2 separate regions of the Homo sapiens genome follow, and region 2 is linked to region 1. A link is a loop called in an ENCODE intact Hi-C map of the cell type or tissue named here. Cell type or tissue: B cell. All regions are shown on one strand.

What was found. Hi-C counts contacts between places; a loop is a spot of excess contacts. Peaks named below come from ENCODE experiments on the same cell type or tissue, not always from the same donor. Only the 100,000 strongest peaks of a DNase experiment are listed, where the experiment ranks them.
Region 2: it touches region 1 in a loop (2.5-fold over the local background); 4 of 110 quality-filtered maps call a loop at or near these places.

The regions. Positions count from the first base shown.
Region 1 is chr14:53,214,354-53,222,353 of GRCh38, forward strand. The region is part of intron 5 of LOC105370502 (a long non-coding RNA gene); the gene reads left to right. Among named protein-coding and RNA genes, the nearest start is that of DDHD1-DT, 65 kb to the left of the region's middle. RefSeq lists a silencer at 3,138-3,557. In B cell, CTCF peaks have their summits at 3,304 and 3,507; a DNase peak (open chromatin) is centred at 3,268; H3K4me3 peaks cover 1,129 bases; H3K27ac peaks cover 912 bases.
Region 2 is chr14:53,104,473-53,112,472 of GRCh38, forward strand. All of the region lies in intron 1 of DDHD1 (DDHD domain containing 1), which reads right to left. Among named protein-coding and RNA genes, the nearest start is that of DDHD1, 45 kb to the right of the region's middle. RefSeq lists an enhancer at 4,544-4,843. In B cell, no CTCF peak of the experiment used is centred here; a DNase peak (open chromatin) is centred at 4,649; H3K4me3 peaks cover 1,763 bases; H3K27ac peaks cover 3,739 bases.

The DNA.
Region 1 (8,000 bases):
TGTTGTCTTTAAAAGGTATAACTGCCCGGCTGACAGTATTGCATGGGGCTTGGCTCTTAGGCATGGCTCAGCATGGCTCTTGTACTGGTGCCCAGAGAAACAGAGAGAGAACCAGAGCTGTCTTTCTTGTGGATGGACAGAGGGGAGCCAGGTCATGGCTTGGCTTGTCTCTCGTGCCCAGGGAAACAGAGAAAGAGTTAAGCTGCTGACCCTGAAAGCAGGGGAGAACCGGCTGTGCAGCTGTGTGTGTGGGAGCAGTTCAGAGCAAGCAGCCGAGACAGGGAGGACAGTGCGAGAGAGACAGTGTAAGTAAGCTGCTGATGAGAAAGCTGTTGATGAGAGCTGCTGCTGAATAAAATCATCTTTCACCTGCCTAAGGCTCCCTGAGTGTTCTTTCTCTTCATCCATCTACTCTCTTTGGACCTCAACATGACAATTGGCATAGTCATGAACCTGACACTATATATTGGTTGTTATGTCCCAAATCATCTTTGAAATGAATTAAAGTGTGAATAGATAATAAAAAGCAAATAAAATCAATCAACCCAATACTGACTTCCCTACTAAGGCCAAGGTTATATATCTAATAGCCTCCTGAACAGGTGTACCTGGACATTTCATATAGGCATTAAAAAATAAACATTTCCCAAATTGCATATTTACTCACCTAAAACTTGCCCCCCACCTTTAGATTCTGTCATTGTTTACTCAGAACCTTGAGAATCATCCTCAACTCTTCCTTTTTCTCTCACTTCACATGTACACTCAATCACTAGCTTTGTCAATTTTATCTCCTGTCAACCTTAGCTCTTAAACAGTTTTCAAGTCCAATGTGTTCTCATCACTTGCACTTCCACTGCCCTAAATCAGTCCACTAATACCCCTTATCTGGTCTATTGCAATGGTCTTCATCCTGGTTTTTCCTCCTCCAGGCTTGTGGTTGAAAGTTTCTCTTTCATACTGTTTTCAGCATGATCTTTCTAAAGCGCAAAGCAGACCACACCATAGCCTATTTTACAATAACCCTCCATCACTGATAAGACAAAACTTTAGAATGGCACAGACAACTCTATAATTTGACCTCTGCTTATAACGTTATGTCCATCTCTGGTAACTCTTATCTATATACCCATGTCCATCAAGATGAGACTACTTGTAGCTACCAAAACATCTTATTCACCAACTTATTTGACTGCCTGGTGAAAGCTTGTTCATTCAGAACACAACTCAGACATCACCATTTCATTGACATTGTCTCTGACATCTCCCCACTTTCCTCCAAAGCTAGAGTGAATTGCCTTCTCTGTACCTCTGAGCCTTACACATCTTTACACTTGCATATAATTTTCTTCAACATTTTATGAGGAAAATTTTCAAGCAGAAAAGTTGAAAGAATTTTGCAGTGATCACACAATTAATGTTTTATTGTGCTTACTTTGTCACATCTCTCTCTCTATCCATCAATCCACGTTTTTAGAAAAATGCTTTTCAAAGTAAGTTGCAGATATCGATATACTTTTTTCCAAATAACTCAGAATACATATCACTCAGAGTTCCTACATAACATATAGAGTTCTATATTTGTTTGTAATTCTTATTTTAAAATTTCATGTTAAATTTATGTACAATGAAATGTGAAATGCACAAATCTTAAGTGTACCATGAGATTCACTAAATCATACATGTGAGTAACCTACACACCTATCAAGATATAGAATATGACCCTGACCCTGAAAACTGTACTCAAGCCCCTTTCCAGGAAGTCTTCTCTTCTAGAGGCAGTGACTATTCCAATTTTCTTCCAACTAGTTTTGCCTGTTATAGAACTTTATATAAATTGAACTGTACAGTATATTCTCTTTCATGTAAGACTTCTTTTACTCAGCGTAATGTTTTTGAGATACATAGGTTGTATGTATCAGTACATTTTTTTTTTTTTTTTTTTTTTAAGATTCAGGGTCTCACTCTGTCGCCCAGGCTGGGGTGCAGTGGTGATCTTAAGTGTACCATGAGATTCACTAAATCATACTGTGTCCAAAATTGGTGGGTTCTTGGTCTCACTGACTTCCAGAATGAATCCGCGGACCCTCGCGGTGAGTGTTACAGTTCTTAAAGATGGTGTGTCTGGAGTTTGTTCCTTCTGATGTTCGGACGTGTTCGGAGTTTCTTCCTTCTGGTGGGTTCGTGGTCTCACTGGCTTCAGGAGTGAAGCTGCAGACCTCCGTGGTGAGTGTTACAGTGCTTAAGGCAGTGCGTCTGGAGTTGTTCATTCCTCCCGTCTGGAGTTGTTCATTCCTCCCAGTGGGCGCGTGGTCTTGCTGGCCTCAGGAGTGAAGCTGCAGACCTTTGCAGTGAGTGTTACAGCTCATAAAGGCAGTGTGGACCCAAAGCGTGAGAAGCAGCAAGATTTATTGCAAAGAGTGAAAGAACAAAGCTTCCACAGTGTGGAAGGGGACCTGAGCGGGTTGCCACTGCTGGCTGGGGCAGCCTGCTTTTATTCCCTTATCTGGCCCCATCCACATCCTGCTGATTGGTCAGTTTTACAGAGAGCTGATCGGTCCGTTTTACAGAGAGCTGATTGGTGCGTTTACAATCCCTGAGCTAGACACACATTGCTGATTGGTGTATTTACAATCCTCTAGCTAGATGTAAAAGTTCTCCAAGGCCCCACTAGATTAGCCAGACACAGAGCACTGATTGGTGTGTTTACAAACCTTGAGCTAGACACAGAGTGCTGATTGGTGCTTTTACAAACCTTGAGCTAGACACAGAGTGCTGATTGGTATATTTAAAATCCTTCAGCTAGACATAAAAGTTCTCTAAGTCCCCACCAGATTAGCTAGATACAGAGTGCTGATTGGTGCGTTTACAAATCTTGAGCTGGACACAGAGCACTGATTGGTGCACTTACAATCCTTTAGTTAGACACAAAAGTTCTCCAAGTCCCCACCAGATTAGCTAGATACAGAGTGCTGATTGGTGCATCTACAACCCCCCCTCTCCCACTAGACACAGAGTGCTGATTGGTGCATATACAATCCTCCCCTAGACATAAAAGTTCTCTCAAGTCCCCAACTGACTCAGGAGCCCAGCTGGCTTCCCCTAGTGAATCCTGTGCTGGGGACACGCTAGCAGAGCTGCCTGCCAGTCCCGCGCAGGCACGCCCACACCCCTCAGTCCTTGGGCAGTGGATGGGACCGGGCGCCTAGGAGCAGGGGGCGGCGCCGGTCGGGTAGGGTCGGGCTGGCGGGAGCCCGGGGCGGGGCTTGGGCATGGCTGGCTGCAGGTCCCCAGCCCTGCCACACGGGGAGGCGGCTGAGGCCCAGCAAGAATTCAAGCTCCGCGGGGGCAGGCCAGCAGTGCTGGGGGACCCGGCGCACCCTCCGCAGCTGCTGGCCCGGGTGCTAAACCCCTCACTGCCCGGGCCGGCGGTGCCGGCGGGCTGCTCTCAGTGCGGGACCTCGGAGCCTGCGCCCACCCGGAACTAGCCGCGTTCAGCCCTGGTTCCCGCCCCCGCCTCTCCCGCCACACCTCTCCACAAGCAGAGGGAGCTGGCTTCAGCCTCAGCCAGCACAGAGAGGGGCCCCCATAGCGCAGTGGCGGGCTGAAGGGCTCCTTGAGCATGGCCAGAGTGGACGCCAAGGCTGAGGAGGCGCCGAGAGCCAGTGAGGGCTGCTAGCATGTTGTCACCTCTCAATACATGTGAGTAACCTACACACCTATCAAGATATAGAACATTACCCCCACCCCGAAAAGTGTACCCAAGCCCCTTCCCAGGAAATAATCTCCTTTAGAGGCAATGACTATTCTGATTTTCTTCCAACTAGTTTTGCCTGTTATAGAACTTTATATCCATTGAACTGTACTCTTTCATGTAAGACTTCTTTTACTCAGCATAATGTTTTTGAGATACATAGGTTGTATGTATCAGTAATTTTTTTTTGTTTGCTTTTAGATTCAGGATCTCACTCTGTCACCCAGGCTGGGGGGCAGTGGTGCAGTCATAGCTCACTGCAGACTTGAGCTCCTGAGCTCAAGGAATTCTCCTGCCTCAGCCTTTCAAGTAGCTAGCACTGCTGGTATGCATCACGACCTCTGGCTAATTTTTTATGTTTTTCAGTAGAGACAGGGTTATTATTATTATTATTATTATTTTGTGACAGATTCTCACTCTGTTGCCCAGGCTGGAGTGTGGTGGCACGATCTTGGCTCACTGCAACCTCCGCCTCCTGGGTTCAAGTGATTCTCCTGCCTTAGTAGCTGGGACGACAGGCGTGTGCCATCACGCCAGCTAATTTTTGTATTTTTAGTAGAGACAGGGTTTCACTATGTTGGACAGGCTAGTCTCGAACTCCTGACCTCAGGTGATCTGCCCGCCTCGGCCTCCCAGAGTGCTAGGATTATAGGCGTGAGCCACCTCATCTGGCAGGGTCATTATTTTTTAAAAGTCTTTAAATTACCAAGTAATATTCCATTGTATAGATATACTAAATTCTAAAAATCCATTCTTCAGTTGAAGCACACCTGGGCTGTTTCCAGTTTCTGGCTATTGTGAACAAAGCTACTATGAATATTCCTGTGAAGGTCTTTTTGTTGATACACACACGCACACACTCAATTATATGACTGATATTTTTGGGTCATAGAATATTTACATTTAGTTTTTGTTTTTAAAAAAACTGCTGTACTTTTCCCCAAAATGATTATACCATTTACACTCCCACCAAAAATCTGTTGCTTCATATCTTCATCAATATTTGGTATTGTGTGAGTTTTAAATTGTAGACATTCTGGTGGATGTGTAATAGTGTTTCATTATGGTCTCATAAAATTTTGGTTTACTAGTCTTTCTCTGCAGACTTTGAACTTCCTGAAGACAGACATTTTATTCATATCTTCTGTACCTAATAATGTCTGATATAGAGTAGGGCTCAACAAATATTTGTTAAATTGAACTGATCTGAATTGAATCCTTCTGTACGTAGCAAATAAAAAAACCCACTTCTTTCCTCACTTTATCCCTTTAATCAAAAGGCAGGGTGAGGTTTTTTTTTTGTATTGCTTTGTTTTGTTTTTGAGACTGGGTCTCACTATGTCGCCCAGGCTGGAGTGCAGTGGTGCAATTATGGCTTACTGCAGCTTTGACCTCCTGGGCTCAAGTAATCGTCCCACCTCAGCCTCCTGAGTAGCTGGGACTACAGGTAAGTGCCACCATGCCTGGCTAATTAAAAAAATTTTTTTTTCAAAGACATGCTCTCGCTATGTTGCCCAGGCTGGTATTGAACTCCTGATCCCAAGAAATCCCCTCACCTCATCCTCCCAAAGTGCTGGGATTACAGGCATGAGCCACCATGCCTAGCTAGAATGAGCTCTTCTGTTATAAGCAGTAACATTTAAATTAAGATTAGGGTGCTATCCACCTGGAGTGATTTGGGGCTCAAAGCATCTCTTTCCCTAAATATTTGTTCCATTGCTCCTCTTTTTATTTATTTTTAATTTTTTATTTAATTTTATTATTACTATTTTTTGAGATGGAGTTTTGCTCTTGTTGCCCAGGATGGAGTGCAATGGCGCAATCTCGGCTCACCACAACCTCTGCCTCCTGGGTTCAAGCGATTCTCCTGCCTCAGCCTCCCGAGTAGCTGGGATTACAGGCATGCACCACCACAGCCAGCTAATTTTTGTATTTTTAGTAGAGATGGGGTTTCTCCGTGTTGGTCAGGCTGTTCTCAAACTCCTGACCTCAGGTGGTCCGCCTGCCTCAGCCTTCCAAATTGCTGGGATTACAGGCATTAGCCACTGTGCCCGGCCTATTTTTTAACATTATTGCATTCTTTACACATTTTTCAAATTGACAAGTAACAATCGTTAATATTCATGGGGTACACAGTGATGTTTTGATACATATAATGTACAGTGATCAGATCAAGGTAATTAGCATCCATCATCTCAAACATTTATCATATTTTTGTGTTGGAACATTTAACATCCTCCTTTTAGCTATTTGAAACTGTGATATATTATTGTTAACTTTAGTCATCCTGCAGTGATATAGAACAATAGAATTTATTCCTGCTATCTAGCTGCAATTTTGTATCCTTTAACAAGTCTCTCCCTCTCCATCTCTTCCTCCTACACTTCCCAGTCTCCAGTATCCTCTGTTCTACTTTTCACCTCTATGAGATCAACTTTTTTTAGCTTCCGCATATGAAAGTTAAACACCTTTCTGTTTCTGGCTTATTTCACTTAACATAATGTTTTCCAGTTCCATCCATGTTGCCATGAATGACAGGATTTCTTTATGTGGCTAACTAGTACTCCACTGTGTATATATATCACATTTTCTTTCTTTCTTCTTCTTTTTTTTTTTCTTGAGACAAGAGTCTCGCTCTGTCACCCAGGCTGGAGTGCAGTGGCTTGGTCTTGGCTCGCTGCAACCTCTGCCTCTGGGGTTCAAGCGATTCTCCTGCCTCAGCCTCCCGAGTAGCTGGGATTACAGGCACCTGCCATCACGCCTGATTAATTTTTGTATTTTTAGTAGAGACAGGGTTTTGCCATGTTGGCCAGGCTGGTCTTGAACTCCTGACCTCAAGTGATTCACCTGCCTCAGCCTCACAAAGTGCTGGGATTACAGGCGTGAGCCACTGGGCCCGGCCATATACCACATTTTCTTTATCAATTTCTCTGTCGTTAGACACCTAGGTCAATTCCTTATCTTGGCTATTATGAATAATGTTGTAATAAATATGGGGGTTCAGGTGTCTCTTTGATATAATGACTTCATTTTCTTTGGGTACATTCCCAGCAGTGGGATTGCTGGATCATATGTCAGTTACATTTGTAGTTTTTCTGAGGAAACTCTATACTGTTCTCCATAGCAGTTGTACTAGTTTATATTCCCACCAATAGTATATGAGTTCCCTTTTCTTTACATTCTTGCCAGTGTTTGTTATTTTTTAGTTCCCTGTATATTCTGAATATGAATTGTCTGATGAATGAATAGTTTGCAAATATTTTCTCCCATTCTGGGGGTTGTCTTTTCATTCTGCTGATTGTTTCCTTTGCTGTGCAGAAGCTATTTAGTTTGATATAATCTCATTTGTTTATTTTTGCTTTTGTCGTCTGTGCTTTGAGGTCTTATTTATAAAATATTTTATCAGACTAATGTCCTAAAGTGTTTCCCCTATATTTTCTTCTAGTTGTTTTATTGTCCTGGGTCTTACATTTAGGTCTTTGATCCATTTTCAGTTGATTTTTGTACAGGATAAGAGGTGGAGGTCTAGTTTTATGCTTCTTCATACAGATATACAGTTTTTCTGGGATCATTTATTGAAGAGACTGTGCTTTCCCCAATGAGTGTTATTGGCACCTTTGTCAAAAATCAGTTGACTGTAGATACGTGGATCAATTTCTGGGGTCTTAATTTTATTCAATTGGTCTATGTATTTGTTTTTATATCATGTTGTTTTGATTATTTTGAGATCTGGTACTGTGATACTTTCAGCTTTGCTCTTTTTTTGTGCAGGATTATTTTAGAAACTTGGGCTCTTTTTTGGTCCCATACAAATTTTAGATTTTTTTTTTTTTCTGTAAAGAATGTCATTGGTATTTTCATAGGAATTGTGTTAAATTTGTAGATCTTTTTGGGGTAAGTATTGTCATTTTAACAATACTAATTTTTCTGGTCCATGAGCATGGCTTGTCTTTTTCATTTGTTTATGTCTTCTTCAGTTTCTTTCATCAGTGTTTTGTGGTTTTCCTTGTAGAGATCTTTCACCTCCTTGGTTAGATTTATTCCTAGGTATTTTATTTTATTTTATTTTTGGTAGCTATTGTAAATGAGATTGCCCTCCTGTTTTTTTTTTTTTCCAGATAGTTTGTTGTTTCTGAAAATAAATGATTTTTGTTTATTCTGTATCCCACAACTTTACTGAATTTGTTTACTGGTTCTAAGAGTTTTTTTGTAGAATCAATCTTTTGGTTTTTCTATATATAAGGTC
Region 2 (8,000 bases), 110 kb before region 1:
TTAATATAAAATCCAGACTAGTGTTTAGAAATAGTGTGTGTGGTAGTAGTGTGTGGCACTTTTTAGAGCTGCCTTGGAGACTAGAGGCTTCTAGTACATATACAGGATAAATGAAACTATTATATTAGTAAATATTTCATCTACTTTAGGGAAAAAAAATCAAGAAAAACTTTCTTGGCTAACTTTTGATGAAACACTATTCCTAGAAACCCAAGACTTTTAGTTGTTATTTAAAATAAACTACAACTGTCAGCTAAACTATCTTGAATTCTTTAAAACAATTTTTTAATAAAGCAAAAATAAAATAAAAATAACAAAACCCTAAAAGTAAAAAGCAAAATGAAACAAATGGATCTAATTATGTAGAATGCTGGTGGTTTAATCATATAAAGAGAAATTATTTCAAGTGAATTTAAAACTCCGTCATTTGTACATACATATTTGGAAATAAAATATGGAGAAAAAGAACTGCAAACATCTTAAACCTTTTGCAATAACCATATTGTTAGTAATACTATTTGTATTACTAATTTGAAACTGTAGGTTAAGATGAATGTATTAATTTTATTAATATCATTAGGAACCTAGATTTTAAGCATAAGACAAAAGAGATACAAATATAAAAATCAAATAAATAAAAAAGCTTGTAATCATAAATTTTAATTAAAAACTTCAGTATGGACTAGTGATGTATTTTCTCTTTGTAAAAATGTCCTAGTAAAGGCCTAGAACTGAAGACAAACCCAGTATAAGTGAACACTCCTAATATAAAGATTGTGAACTATAAATATCATTTCCCATTAAAAGAAACCAAGAGTCCTTGAAAAAAATGGCTAACTTCAGGTTTGAGACAAGAAATATACTAGATGATCTTGAGACATCTTGTCATACCAGATTTGTACTGTGATGTATTTAAAATTTTCTATTATGTGTTTCTATTGCTACTTGCATTCTCCTATATTCTGCTATAGTGATTCTGGTATATTTAGGTGTTTGCTGTGTCATTTGGTACCTAGATACTAAAAAATATTATAACTTCATTGTGAATTATGGCTTTAACCATTATAAATATACTCTGTCATACTGAATAGTTTTTGCCTGGATTCTACTTTGTTCAGCAAAATGGAAACTCCTGATTTCTTATTTTTTCCATTTGCCTGTAATATCATATACATTCCTTTATTTTTGATGGTTGGAATCACTGTTTTATATGTCTCTTGTGTAAGGCATAGAATTGGGTTTTGCTTTATAAAGCCATTTGAACACCTTTTTATTTTAATAGATGAGTTAAGCCCATTTATGTTTACTAATATGATTGACATATTTGAACTCAACTCTATCTTTATAGTTACCATGTTTGTTATTCATACGTATTCTTTTTTTTCCTTTATGTGGTATTTCTGCTATTTTTTTATTTTTTGTACTTTCTTTTGGTAGTTAGGAAAATTTTAATTTTTTGTTCCAGTGGTTCTCTCTCTCTCTCTCCTGTGGTGGTGGTGGTGGTGGTGTGTGTGTATGTGTGTGTGTTTTAGAGTAACCCAAATCGACTTTTTGCCTACTTTACCTTTTATTATCTGGTCAATCCATTTAAAAGGTATTGTATGACTCTCACTTATTACCTATATTGTGGAGAATAATCTTAATTCTTTGTTCACCCACTTATTTTTAGTTTTATTCTTTTTACTTTGTCAGAACATATAAAAATTACATCTATGTCCCCAACACTGTTTTAAGTCTTGGATCTACATTTAAATATAGTAAATTATCACCACATATTTCCTAAATTCTTGTGTGTTCAAACTGTTTATCTGATACTCTAAAGACAGGTTGGCTAGCTTGTGCTTTATTTCTTTGAGTTTTTAAAAATGGTGCTCTACTGTAGCCTTCCTTTGAATATTGTTCTAGGCCAGGTGCAGTGACTCATGCCTGTAATCCCAGCATTCTGAGAGGCCGAGCCAGGTGGATCACTTGAGGCCAGGAGTTCAAGACCAGCCTAGCCAACACAGCAAAACCCCAGCTCTACTAAAAATATAAAAATTAGCTGGGCATGGTGGTGCATGCCTATAATCCCAGCTACAGGAGGCTGAGGCATGAGAATTACTTGAACCTGGGAGGCGGAGGTTGCAGTGAGCCAAGATCATGCCCCTGCACTCCAGCCTGGGTGACAGAGTGAGACCAAAAAAAAATATATTGTTCTTAAGGAATCTGATGTCAGCCTGATTTTATTAATAATATAATCTTTTTTCCCCTCTCAAGAGGCCCAGGAAAAAAGTCTTTAAAATCTAATAGTTTTACTAGGCTATGACTCAGAGCTGTTCTGTATTAATCTGTCCATGATGGGGCCTTTTAATATGTAAAATTTGAAATTTCCTATTATTTCTGAAAAGTGTTGAGTTATGGTTTAATTAGTTCTGTTCTAGTGATTTGCTTTTCTTCTTTAGGGACTCCAATTTTAAGTATGTTAGGTCTTCTTTTGCCTGTATTGAATTTAAACTACTTTTTACATTCTCTTGGTTGTTTTCCTTCCTTTTATCAATGGCTCTTATTAGATTTTTATTTGAATCTATTCTCCACGGGCACCTTGTAATTAATATACAGTAGTCCCCCCTTATCTGTGGGGGATACATTCCAAGACCCCCACTGGATGCCTGAAGCCTTAAATAGTATTGAACCTTATAATGTTTTTGCAATATATACATATTTATGATAAAGCTTACTTTATAAATTAGGCACAATAAGAGATTAACAACAACTAATAATAAAATCCAACAATTATAACAATGTGCTAGCATCACCACTCTTGCGCTTTGGAGCCATTATTAAATAAAATAAAGGTAACTTGAACACAAGCACTTCAAAACCACCACAGTTGATCTGATAACCAAGACAGCTACTAAATGACTAATGGACCAGTGGCATAAACAGCTGCATATCCTAGACAAAGGAATAACTCCCATCCTGGGCAGGATGGAGCAGGATGGCTGGAGACTTCATCACACCAATCAGAAAAGCATCCAATTTAAAACTTGTAATTGTGGCTGGATACAGTGGCTAATGCCTGTAATCCCAGTACTTTGGGAGGCCGAGGCAGGAGGATCACCTGAGGTCAGGAGATTGAGACCAGACTGGCCAACATGGTGAAACCTCATCTTTACTAAAAATACAAAAATTAGCCAGGCATGGTGGTACACACCTATAGTCCCAGCTACTTGGGAGGCTGAGGCAGGAGAATCACTTGAACCCGGGAGGCGGAGGTTGCAGTGAGCTGAGATCGTGCTGAGAGACAGGACTAGCTGGATTTTCTAGGCTGACTAAGAATCCCTGAGCCTAGCTGGGAAGGTGACTGCATCCACCTTTAAACACGGGGCTTGCAACTTAGCTCACACCCGACCAATCAGGTAGTAAAGAGAGCTCACTAAAAAGCTAATTAGGCAAAAACAGGAGGTAAAGAAATAGCCAATCATCTATTGCCTGAGAGCACAGCGGGAGGGACAATGATCAGGATATAAACTCAGGCATTCAAGCCAGCAACAGCTACCCTCTTTGGGTCCCCTCCCTTTGTATGGGAGCTCTGTTTTCACTCTATTAAATCTTGCAACTGCACTCTTTTCTGGTCCGTGTTTGTTACGGCTCGAGCTGAGCTTTCATTCCCCATCCACCACTGCTGTTTGCCACCATCGCAGACCTGCCGCTGACTTCCATCCCTCCGGATCCGGCAGGGTGTCTGCTGTGCTCCTGATCCAGCGAGGCGCCCACTGCTCTTCCCGACTGGGCTAAAGGCTTGCCATTGTTCCTGCACAGCTAAGTGCCCGGGTTCATCCTAATTGAGCTGAACACTAGTCACTGGGTTCCAAGGTTCTCTTCCGTGACCCACGGCTTCTAATACAGCTATAACACTCACTGCATGGCCCAAGATTCCACTCCTTGGAATCCGTGAGGCCAAGAACCCCAGGTCAGAGAACGTGAGACTTGCCACAAGCTTGGAAGCAGCCCGCTGCCATCTTGGGAGCTCTGGGAGCAAGGACCCCTGGTAACAGTGCCATTGCACTCCAGCCTGGGTGACAGAGCAAGACTCTGTCTCAAAAAAACCAAAACCAAAAAACAAAAACAATTTAAAATTGCTTATTTCTGGAATTTTCCATTTAATATTTTTGGACTCTAGTTGACTGTGGCTAACTGAAACTGCAGAAAGCGAAACCACAGCTATAAAGCTGGATTACTGTAGTCTCCCGAGATGGCTTTGCCTTTCTCTTCAATTTCTTTCCTGTGTTCAATCAAATTTTGTTGCACTTCTTCCTTTTTCACTTCTTTTCATGTCAGAGTTTAGATTTCTGCTTCTAAGTTTGTGGTTTTTGTAGTATGTTCACAGATTTGTTTGAGAATATTTTATTTGGTTGGAGCACTGAGATGCCCTTTCCCTTTGCATTTGCTTTTTTGGGGAGAAGTTTTATCAACTGAAACACTTTCTTTCAAATTTTTATATTCCTCTTAAAGTAGCTTTGTGTAGCATTTGATTCATTTCTATTCTTGAGCATAGGGTTCTTGGGTTCTTAGTTTAAGAGCATTCACTTCTGCAGATTAGTAAAGAGGAGCGCCTATAATGGACGGTGTTACGGTGGAGTTGTTGGGTGGGGGTTGGGTTGCCGTGCCTTGTTTCTCTTTCATTTCTCTAGAAGCCTCAATTTTATCCCCACTTCCTTCCTTTCCTCTTGCTGCCATGCCTCCAAGAGGTGTCGTTCTTTTCTCTGTCTCTTCTAGGAGCAATGCTACTCTGAAGCTGCTGCTTGTGGCCCCTCTCACTTTCATACAGCTTCCTGTAGCTAGTTCTATAAATTACCAAGTCCTAGGCCTGTCTTTGTACCTGGCAACGCTGAGGACTTTTTCTGAGGGTGATGTTGCCTGTGGTTTATTTTAACCTCTGTTCCCTTCTCCTATTTTCTCAGTCTCTTAAGCCTTTCCTTACCCAGCTCTTCCCACTCACAGGTTTGTAGCAGCAACAGGAACCATTGTAATGTGCTATTTCCTTGTATAAAGGTAATTAAAAATTCATGGTATCATCTGTCTTGCGGTAGTGCTGAAAGTGTCAGTTATGTATGGTTTCTGTGTATATATATGTGTGTGTGCATGTGTGTGTGGAGTCCTTTTGTTCTTACAGCTTTTGGGGAGGACATGCGGAGAGATTTAGATTTGGACAGTTGCCATTATCTTCCAGACCCAGAAGCTCATCTCATTTAACAATAATCTTAAAAGGCTATCATTCTCCCAACTTTACAAATGAATAAGCTAAGTCTTAGTGAAACTAAATAATTTGCTTAAAGGCACATAGCTACTAGTAATGTGAGAACCAAGATTCCAACCAAAGTTTGAGTTCAAAGTTCATTCAAGCTCTTTCTACTACATAATACAACCTATACTCTCAAATACAAAATGCATTTTCAGCTCTCATTTAGTTCTCACCTCCCAAGCAGTAGAGGTTCTTTACTGGTGTTCAACCACAAATAGTCATGAAACCCTTAGCTTCCTGGAAAAAAATTGAACAAAACAAAACACACACCCATTTTTCCACCTGCATTCCCTATCACAGTGAATGGAAAGCTGACAGTATTTAGGTGGCTACCCAAGGCAGAAACCTGGGAGTCATCCAAGATGCTGCCTCCTCAAGTACTTCTTACAACTGGACACTAAATGCTGTTTATTCCATCTCCTAAATCACTCTCAAATTCATCCCTTGTTTATCAGGCCTACAGTCATTATTTGAGTTCACACTAATCATTTCTTGTTTTATTTCAGAAGCCTCCTACGTAAACTCAGTATCCCTAGTTTCAACTCTACAACACTCTCACCACCATTACCCAATGCCTACTCACAAGCAAGTGTATATGTAAGTACATGCACATACATTCAGATTCCCTTCATTTACTCTCTCCTCCTTAAAACCCAGAATGTGTTGTGCTGGTTCTTACTTCTGTATCTTGCATATGCTGTTCCTTCTGTCTGGGATGCTTGTGCCTATTTTCTACATTTAGCTAGCTTTTACATTTACTTCTTCAGGAAAGCCTTTCTTCACCTTCTATGATTTCACTGAAATAATTCTGTACATGTCTGTCAGTATTTTTCTTAACTGTATTCTATTTAGTCTTCCTCCTTTCTCTGGAATTCTTAGATACAGGTGTTATGTCTTCATACATCTTGAGAACTCAAAAGATAAGAGTAACTATCATAGCTAGGCGTGGTGGCTCAAACCTGTAATCCCAGCACTTAAGGACGCTGAGGTGGGCGGATCATCTGAGGTCACGAGTTCGAGACTAGCCTGGCCAACATGGTGAAACCCTGTCTCTACTAAAAATATAAAATTAGCTGGGCTTGGTGGTAACACGCCTGTAATCCCAGCTACTCAGGAGGCTGAGGCAGAAGAATCTCTTGAACCCGGGAGGCGGAGGCTGCAGTGAGCTGAGATCACACCATCGCACCTGCACTCCAGCCTAGGTGACACAGCGAGAGTCCGTCTCAAAAAAAGAGAAAATAACTAAGTCATTATCCTAATTACAATTGCTAGGAAGAACGGTCTTTATTGAAATCAAAAGAAGAACATGGGTTCTTCTTGACTGAAAAATAATTCTAAGGTTCATTTTCTACTATGCAAATGCTTGAGTGGATCTCATGTGTGAGTAGGAATACATTCGCAATAAAGATATTTATGTGGCCGGGCGCGGTGGCTCACGCCTAGAATCCCAGCACTTTGGATTGTCTAATCCAGATCAGCCCCTGAACTATTAAATATCTAATGTATTAATGCACTGTTGCCATCAAACCATCCTTTATGTTTTCTTATAGAAAAACATATTCTAAGTTATAATTTAGACCATCAAGCATTTATTTCTCCATTAGGGTAAAGACTATATCCCATAAATCATTTTTTTTTTTTAACAGTAGCTAGGACTGGGTAGCTATTGGTGATAATGACTCTTCCTTCTTCCCTGTAGTTAACGTGCTTACAGCACAGGCATCAGGCTTTTTCTGAATTAGAAAGACAAAAGGCAGCTTGGTACCTGTGTACTGTAGACTTTGAGTTTTCCTGTACAGGTCATGCAAAAGCTGTTATGCATTACTAAGAGGAGGCTAGGTATCTTGGTGTTTTGGTAATTATCTTTAAAGTTTATTACCCCCCCCCAAAAAAATACATTAGACTCAGCAAATTAAGAATTTTTCACTTTAATGCTTGATATGTAATATACATTGAATTAAAATCCATTTTACAGAACTAGAGTTGAACAGAAATACAAGGTTTCAGCTATTCAGGTACAATTTCTTTGCAACCTCATTTCTTTACAACCTCATTAAAATTAGTCTGGTTATTGAAATGTAATATTGTGGATAATTAAGATATTCCAAAGCTAACTGTCCAATTGAAAGCACAGAACACTTCCTAAAGTATTTAACACTTCCCTTAGTAAACAGAATAGGGTAAATATAAATTTACATTTTCAAGGCATTACCTTAATTTATTATGAAAGGGAGCTTTGTCGTGGAAGCTATATATACTGCTTATATTGAAAGGATTTTGACCACAGAGTAGACGTTAAACATTGTCTGTGTCTCTACTGTCAACTTTGTCTACTGCTAATCTGTATCAGTCTTAGATGAATATAACAAGTTACACAGGGCCTGGCGTGGTGGCTCACACCTGTAATCCCAGCACTCTGAGAGGCCGAAGTGGGCGGATCATGAGGTCAAGAGATCGAGAACATCCTGGCCAACATGGTGAAACCCCGTGTCTCTACTAAAAATACAAAAATTAGCTGGGCATGGTGGCACACTCCTGTAGTCCCAACTACTTGGGAGGCTGAGGCAGAAGAATCGCTTGAACCCAGAAGGCAGAGGTTGCAGTGAGCTGAGATCGTGCCACTGCACTCTAGCCTGGCAACAGAGCGAGACTCCATCTCAAAAAAAAAAAAAAAGTTACACAGTTTAATGTGACATGAATTGAGCTAGGTAAAATT